Regions from separate parts of the Homo sapiens genome. Here region 2 is linked to region 1. Evidence: read pairs that join two places in POLR2A ChIA-PET (ENCODE). Cell type or tissue: B cell. All regions are shown on one strand. Each heading gives the region's core, and the rest is flanking DNA. Links, peaks and the distances in the headings are about the cores only. Region 1 overlaps LY75-CD302 (LY75-CD302 readthrough). Region 2 overlaps MARCHF7 (membrane associated ring-CH-type finger 7).

Evidence for each region. Peaks named below come from ENCODE experiments on the same cell type or tissue, not always from the same donor. Only the 100,000 strongest peaks of a DNase experiment are listed, where the experiment ranks them.
Region 2: POLR2A ChIA-PET joins it to region 1 with 7 read pairs; 9 of 35 experiments call an interaction of 5 or more read pairs at or near these places.

Annotation. Positions count from the first base shown.
Region 1 is chr2:159,780,423-159,784,827 of GRCh38, forward strand. It overlaps LY75-CD302 (LY75-CD302 readthrough), which reads right to left. Exons shown (of 38, transcript NM_001198760.1): 34 at 2,937-3,047; 35 at 460-576. It overlaps CD302 (CD302 molecule), which reads right to left. Exons shown (of 6, transcript NM_014880.5): 2 at 2,937-3,047; 3 at 460-576. Among named protein-coding and RNA genes, the nearest start is that of CD302, 16 kb to the right of the region's middle. RefSeq lists an enhancer at 4,381-4,405. In B cell, for the core only: no CTCF peak of the experiment used is centred there; no DNase peak of the experiment used is centred there.
Region 2 is chr2:159,726,186-159,730,590 of GRCh38, forward strand. MARCHF7 (membrane associated ring-CH-type finger 7) reads left to right here. Exons shown (of 12, transcript NM_001282805.2): 4 at 2,824-2,990. The coding sequence starts at 2,838. Among named protein-coding and RNA genes, the nearest start is that of MARCHF7, 16 kb to the left of the region's middle. In B cell, for the core only: no CTCF peak of the experiment used is centred there; no DNase peak of the experiment used is centred there; H3K27ac peaks cover 742 bases.

The sequences.
Region 1 (4,405 bases), core at 280-4,279:
GGAAAAAAGTCAAGAAAAATAGTTAAATATTAATAGTAACCTTAGTAATTTCATTTCATTTGAAAATGTTTACATATGTACTTTTATATTTGTACATATGTACTTTGTCTACAGTAATGATAAATATGTTTATATAATAGAACCGTGATAATTTAGTCTATCCTTAGCCTATTAGTTGCAGACACTAATACTTACCTTTATGATCATGCTATATTACAAAAATACTGAGCCTTAGAGCCACATTTTAATCCAGACAAGAATCAACTGTGGCTTTCATCTGTGTAACTCATTGAGCTATGCAGATACAAGCTGTGGTATGATCATAGGTGCACACTGAAAATTTAACACCTGGAGGCCACAGGAATCATCAACTTGAACCAGAGAATTGAAAAGCCATCAGTTTTGCTACATTAAAAAAAGAACAACAAAGTCACGTCCCACGAGGTAAATATCACTTACCATCTGTGTCATAAAACATGCCTAGTAGGATATCATCTGGGCCTTTCCATTGCTTTTTCAAAGTATCCAGTATAAAAGCATTTTCTTCTTCATTATGTATGCTTATCATGTCCGCTCCTGAAATTATTTTAAAGAGAAAAAAAGTCAGCATATTCCAGAATCAGTGAAAATCACTAGGTACATAAAAATAATAAATAGTTGCTTAACTTTCTATATATATTAGAGCTGGACAATAAACTTTGATCTTACAGTTCATACAAGCTAATAAGGTTACAGGGACATGTCTTGGCTCTCAGCCTCTAATATGATTTATGTCATTGAAATTATGTTTATGTCTCAGTATACTTTACATAATTTTTTTTAAGGGATGGAAAATAGTTGTAGGGGCTGGGCGTGGTGGCTCATGCCTGTAATCCCAGCACTTTGGGAGGCTGAGGCGGGTGGATCACCTGAGGTCAGGAGTTTGAGACCAGCCTGGCCAACATGACGAAATCCTGTCCCTACCAAAAAAAAATAAAATAAAATAAAATTAGTTGGGTCTGGTGGCACCCACCTGTAATCCCAGCTACTCAGGAGGCTGAGGCAGGAGAATTGCTTGAACCCAGGAGGTAGAGGTTGCAATGAGCTGAGATCACACCACTGCACTCCAGCCTGGGCAACAGACTGAGACTCCATTAAAAAAAAAAAAGGGAAAGAAAGAAAGAACAAATGAAAAGAGAGAGAAAGAAAGAAAAGAGGAAGAAGAAAAAGGAAGAAAGGAAAGAAAATAGTTGCAGGGGAAAACTTGTTTTAAAAATATTCTAAGACCAGCAAAATTGCTATTATTTTATTTCAACTGCCTTGAAATAAAACCATATTGGCATGTTGGAAATTTCGTCTTGTTTTCACAGAGCCAATGTTCATGTAAGACTTTTTCAAAGGGAAACAACATATATGTATTAAGTACTATGTGGCGCTTTAATAAGATTAATAACTTTGGTGTTTACATTTATTCCTTCTATAATAAATGTATATGATTTTGATTAAGGTATCCCTAGTACAATTTGATACATTCTTCCAAATGTTATTGTTGAAGAATATAACAGTAATAAAAAGCACCTTTAGGCTGGGCATGGTGGCTCACACCTGTAATCCCAGCACTTTGGGAGGCTGAGGCAGGTGGATTGCCTGACCTCAGGAGTTCGGCACCAGCCTGGTTAACGTGGTGAAACCTTGTTTCTACTAAAAATACAAAAAATTAGCCAGGTGTGGTGATGCACCCCTGTAATCTCAGCTACTCGGGAGGCTGAGGCAGGAGAATCACTTGATCCTGATCACAAGGTCAGGAGACGAGACCATCCTGGCCAACAGTGAAACCCCGTCTCTACTAAAAACACAAAAAATTAGCCGGGCCTATTGGTGGGCGCTGGTAATCCCAGCTACTCGGGAGGCTGAGGCAGGAGAATGGCGTGAACCCGGGAGGCGCAGCTTGCAGTGAGCCGAGATCACGCCACTGCACTCCAGCCTAGGCGACAGAGCGAGACTCCATCTCACAAAAAAAAAAAAAAAAAAAAAAAAAGACATTTTTTTGGCTGGATGCAGTGGCTCACACCTGTAATCCCAGCACCTTGGAAGGCCAAGGTGAGAGGATCACTTGAGGCCAAGAGTTTCAGACCAGCCTGGGCAACATAGTGAAACCCTGTCTCTACAAACAAACAGATAAAATAGCTAGCGCACGCCTGTAGTCCTGTCTATTCAGGGGGCTGACATGGGAGGATCACTTGAACCCAGGAGTTCAAGGCTGTAGTGAGCTATGATCATGCCACTGCACTCAAGCCTGGGGGACACAGCAAGACCCTGTCTCAAAAAAAAAAAAAAAGACACTTCAAATATTTTACAATGTGATGTTATAAATCTATTTCCTAGAGAACACTGAGTGTATGGTCTAGCAAATAGCCTTTTTATAATTTTTCCTTAATGTACTCTTCTTTACTACAGTCTTACTTCATGGTCCTATGTAATCTGACTTCAGCACTTTCCAGGCAGAATAACTAAGTGATTAAGAACTCTAAGCCTAAAATCCAACAGATCTGGGTTAAAATCCTGGCTTTGTCAATTATTTCCTGTGTAAGCTTGAACAAATAACTGAAGTTAATTTCATCTCTCAATAAAATGATAATAATACACTACTTGATAGGTTTGTTATGATAAAGCCAGGTAAAGTATATGAGGTGCTTAAGCACAGTGCCTGGCACAGGATATGCATGTTAAATAGACCCTGCTTTGGACAATATTGTCCAACAACTGTCTTCCAACTCCAGGATTAAATATATACCCAATTCCACTGCCTGTAGCTTGTGTGTTGTCAAATAAAAGTTGTACATTAAATCTCAGGACCCAGTTAAAAGTCAGATGTGACAAAATCAATTTTTAAAGAAATTAATGAACACTGTTCACTAATTTGTGAAAAAACAAACAGAAAAGAATAAGCCTTTTACCATGGTCAGTACACTGATTTCTGACATCCTCTATGCTTTCTACTTTGATGGCTTCTTGGAGAAAAATGTAACAACTGTCTTGGAACTGAATCCAAGTAGATGAAGGACAGTCTATGTAGAAAAAAGAAGAACACTGTTAAATAACTTGAGAAAAAGAATTACATGAATTCCCAAAGATAAGGATATTAGATACTAAATTTTCACACACACACAAAGGCAATTTCCTTTGTTAAATCTTTATTAAAATAAGAAATCAACCAGTGTAACAGGAATTTGTTTCTCTCCATTATTCATACGGGAAAAGAGAAATGTGCCAATGATTCTCTTCTGACTTTACAGAGCAAAGATACAAGTTTTTAGGTTGTTTAGGAATTCAGACATGTAAATTAGTGTTATCACCAAGGCAACAAACTATCTAGAAGACAGCCAATCAGGATTACACACTTCTCTTTGAAGGTTATCTTTGCAGTATTTAACAATTTCAAAAGTCTTAAGACTTTTACAAGGCCCTGTTGTTCAAATTATACCTCCAAGAACAGAGAAAAGAAAAACAAGTTGCTAGCCTATAAATATTCACACAAGTTTTCATATTGCACAGGAAAACAAGATTGATGTTCTTATGAATGTTCTTAATTTAACACCTCATCAAAGTAGATTATTTGAGGTAGTTCAATGAAATAGAACCATAACTCTTCCTCTACTGCTCTAAAGGGACATCTCCTTCACCTCTATCTTAGTCTCTTTTTATTATAAAGATTTGCATTTTTAAGCCTAGGCTCTAGAATTTAATTGGTTAGTATTAAAAGCAAAAGTAACCCTGCAAGAGTTGATTTCACTGGCCAAAATGGAAAGAGAATTTTACTTAATTCCAGTGAATAAAGAAGTACAAAGCAGTAAGCGTCCATATTCTGTTAGGTTTGTATATAGGTAAAAATCTTAGTGATTTCATCTATATAAATATGTAGCAATTTTATGTTTTAAGTTCTGCTTTTTTTTTTTTTTTTTTTTTTTTTTTGAGACAAGATCTTGTACTGTCGTCCTGGCTGGAGTGCAGTGGCGCGATCTCAGCTCACTGCAGCCTCTGCCTCCTGGGCTCAAGGGATCCTCCCACCTCAGCGTTCCGTGTAGCTGGGACTGCAGGTATGTGCCACCATGCCCGGCTAACTTTTGTATTTTTTGTAGAGACAAGGTTTCGCCACGTTGCCCAGGCTGGTCTCAAACTCCTAAGCACAAGCGATCCACCCGCCTTGGTCTCTTAAACTGCTGGAATAACAGGTGTGAGCCACCACGCCAGGCCTAAGTTCTGCATTACCTTTTTAATATAAACAAGTAGAAGCAAGCCCTACCACAAAGATCAGAATTTACCAATCAGCTACATTAATCTAAATTAATTCAACACTCTCAAGTTTACTAAGCTCAGAATATGGCAGAGAGCATTGGTTGTCCCCAGTACTGACCTCAGCTTCTTA
Region 2 (4,405 bases), core at 406-4,405, 54 kb before region 1:
GAATCTGAAGCTCTACTACTGCTCCAGATACAGGTTTTGTTTTGTTTTGTTTTGTTTTGTTTTGTTTTGTTTTGTTTTGTTTTGTTTTGTTTTTTGATACCGAGTCTCGCTCTTGCACCCAGGCCAGAGTGCAGTGGCACGATCTCTGCTCACTGCAAGCTCCGCCTCCCGGGTTCACGCCATTCTCCTGCGTCAGCCCCCTAAGTAGCTGGGACTACAGGCGCCCGCTACCACGGCCGGCTAATTTTTTGTAATTTTAGTGGAGACGGGGTTTCACTGTGTTAGCCAGGATGGTCTTGATCTCCTGACCTTGTGATCCGCCTGCCTCAGCCTCCCAAAGTGCTGGGATTACAGGCATGAGCCACCGCCCCCGGCCAGATACAGGTTTTAATTTAACAACTTGCTTTCCAGCCACATGCACCATTACCCCCAACCTGTTGTTATTTTTTTGTGATAAAATACAGAGAACATAAAATTTTACCATCTTAACCATGTTTGTGTACAATTCAGTATTATTGGATATATTCATAATGTTGTGCAAACATCACTATCATCTATCTCCATAATTCTTTTCATCTTGTAAAACCAAAATTTCATACTCATTAAACAACTCCCCATCCCCTGCCAACCACCAATCTTCTTTCTCTATGATTTGACTATAATTATTTTTAATGTATCTTTTCTCTGTTTAGTTATATAAATACTTACCATTGAATTACATTTGTCTACAGTATTCAGTACAGGAACATGCTGTAAAGATTTGCTGCCTAGAAACAATAGGTTATACTATATAATCCAGGTATTAGACTATACCATCTAGGTTTGTGTATGTACACTATTATTTTTGCACAGTGAAGAAATCACCTAAAGACGCATTTCTTAGAATATATTCCTGTTCTTGAGTGATGCATAACTATGCATACAATACAATAATATTCAGCCTTAAAAAAGGAAGGAAATTCTGGCATATGGTACAATATAGATGAACTTTGAGAACATTAGGGTAAGGGAAATAAATTTGCCAATCACGAAAAGACAAATATTGTATGATTCCACTTATATGAGATACAGTCAGAGGCCTTGTAAATCCTTGCCTCAGAATATTTTAAAAGCTTTTTAAGGCTGGGCACGGTGGCTCATGCCTGTAATCCCAGCACTTTGGGAGGCCGAGGCGGGCAGATCACGAAGTCAGGAGATCGAGACCATCCTGGTTAACATGGTGAAACCCCGTCTCTACTAAAAATACAAAAAAATTAGCTGGGCGTGGTGGCGGGAGCCTGTAGTCCCAGCTCCTTGGGAGGCTGAGGCGGGACAATGGCGTGAACCCAGGAGGTGGAGCTTCCAGTGAGCCGAGATCGTGCCACTTCACTCTAGCCTGGGCAACAGAGTGAGACTCCGTCTCAGAAAAAAAAAGCTTTTTAAATTATAGTAGTAACGTGCTTATAGTAGCACTGTTACAACTCCCAAGTGGAAACAATCTAGCGTACATTCATGGTAGAATGGGAAAATAAATTGTGTGCCATATGGTGGAATGCTATGTAAAGAAATTAGAGTGAACTGAAGACTGCATGCAACAACACAGATGAATCTCACAAATATAGTGTTGAGCAAATGAAGTTGGACACAAAAGAGTACTTATTGTATGATTCCGTTTATACGTATTTAATAATCAGGCATAGGTAATCATTACTTTCGTCGTGGGTTTAGAAATGTTTAGTGAGGAAAACTTGGAAATTATTAATCTATAAAGTGGAAAGCACTCAGTTCCACAAAATAACATTTTGTTTTTTTCTTAGAAGTTTTATTCATTTTATTTGCATAAATAGAATCATACTGTATGTGTAGTTTTATAGATTGACCTTTTTACTTAAAATGTTACTTTCCAATAGTACCATAAACAATCTTTGAAAACATTTTGAGAAACACTTTATTAGCTGTGTGATCATGTGCAAATTGCTTAACCTCTCAGTGCCTGTTTTCTTATTTATAAAGTGGAGATAATATAGTACCTGTCTCACAGGGTTGGTCTGGAGAGTCAGTGAACTAACAGATAATCAGAAGGTCTTTACTGTCAGACCTTGCATATAATACTTAATAAATATCAGCTATTGCTATTATTTTTGTTATAATTAAGAGATCCTATGAGTGGTAAATAAAAAGAAAGTTCATTCATTCTTACTTGTGTTTATTGAGTACCTATTGTATCCCAGGCAGTGATTTTAAAATACTTTAAATGATTCTGACCTAGAAAATTCATTGTTGAGATGGGGAAATAGAAAGGTAAACAAATTACAATGCATAGTAGTATCAAAAGTATGTATGAAGTAGAAACATATACAGAGAAGAAAGGTACTTGTGTTTAAACAGATGACCAAGAATTGGGTGGGGAATGTATAGACTTTCCAGGCACATATAAAGGTTTGTAAGAACATAGTGTGTTAAGGGGTATGCAAATAGTACAACAGGTATGATCATTGAACACTAAAAATAGAGAATACCAAGAGAGTCAAGGACAAATTCATGTAGAATATGTAATAGACAAAATTGAGTAAGGAAAAGAGCCCAGATTTTGGAAACAACAGACCTCAGAGTTCTTCATTCCACTTTTACCATGTTTGTTTGCTTCCTTTTATGGACGATAGGAAACCTTTGATGAACTTCTGCTTTGCGGAAGAGAAGTGGTGATCATTTCACAATTTACGTTGTCAGATATGGTTAATTTGTATGGTTAATTTTTTATTTGAGCTGATGATTAAGGAGGATTAAGCATTAAAGGCTTTCATATTTTCCCAAAGGCAATTAATGAAAATTTTTATTTCACAGAAAAATCTTTAAGAATGGAGTCTAAACCTTCAAGGATTCCAAGAAGAATTTCTGTTCAACCTTCCAGCTCCTTAAGTGCTAGGATGATGTCTGGAAGCAGAGGAAGTAGTTTAAATGATACCTATCACTCAAGAGACTCTTCATTTAGATTGGATTCTGAATATCAGGTAACATTTTTATTTGGAATATATGTATACAGCCTTTTTCAAAATCCCTAGGGCCACTCTTTTGGGGGTATTTAAAAAATGTGTTAGCTGGATCTGAGGCATCCTGTAATCAAAACCAATATATATGTAGCAAAATGAATAACATTTTTCAAACTTTTTGGACTTCAGAATTATGGATAACAGATTGTAACCTCATATAAAATCATACTTTTGCGCTGGGAACGGTGGCTCACGCCTGTAATCCCAGCACTTTGGCAGGCTGAGACTGGCAGATCATTTGAGGTCAGGAGTTCGAGACCAGCCTGGCCAACATGACGAAACCCCGTCTCGACTAAAAATACAAAAAAATTAGCTGGACATGGTGGCACACACCTGTAATCCCAGCTACTTGGGAGGCCGAAGAGGGAGGATTGCTTGAACCCAGGAGGTGGAGGTTGCAGTGAGCTGAGATCATGAGACTGCACTCCAGCCTGGGTGACAGAGTGAGACTCCATCTCAAAAAAAAAAAAATGCTTTCCAAAGACTTGGAAAACCTTGTACGTAAAAACATAAGTATAAATTTAACTAAACTGGTCAATCAATGTGAATGGCTTTGTCAGAGGAACAAAAACTGTACCTCCTTTCCCTCTAAGATCACACTGATTCATCTGACTTTTCTCTGCATATACACAAAGCAGTGGTGAAATAACAAATGTTAAGTGTTTTTCTGTGAGATTATAACTTCTAAATATTTTGCTTTGAATGTTGAATAATTTTTAAATTAACAGGTTATCTTTTTATGAAAGTGCTAAAAGTCTTTTACATGAATTTTTAAATTTGATTTTTATGGTGAGTAATGAGTTTGTATTGGTATGTCCATCTACTCTTATGTAGCTAGTTTTCGTTAGGACCACAAGCTTTTTGTTTTGTTTGAAACAGGGTTTTGCTATGTTGCCCAGACTGGTCTCAAACTCTGGCTCAAATGACTCTCCCACCTCATTCTCCTGAGTAGCTGAGATTATAGGCACATGCCCACCATGCCTGGCTAGTTCTTTGGCTTTTGAAATGGCTTATCATTGTAGCAAATTTAAGCTCATTGCATTTTTGGCTGAATGTTATAATTAATGTTTGATTTGCAAAAGTCTGATGTTGAGGTAATCTAAAAGAATCCTTTGAAAATTTCTTTGTGTTAAGTATTTATATATTTATATGTTATGTGATCTGATATATGACAAAGTCTCATAAAAATGTTCGTACACAGTAGTAAGCATTCTTTAAGATATTCAGAGCAAGACTGAAGTAAAAAACAAAACAAAACAAAAAATGAAAATGCTCATATCTACTACCCATTTCTTAATTGACTTTATATGAACTGTTTACCTGGTCTCTATTTTATTTTAAACTGCAGCTCAGCGGAACCTAGTCTCATTTTAAAT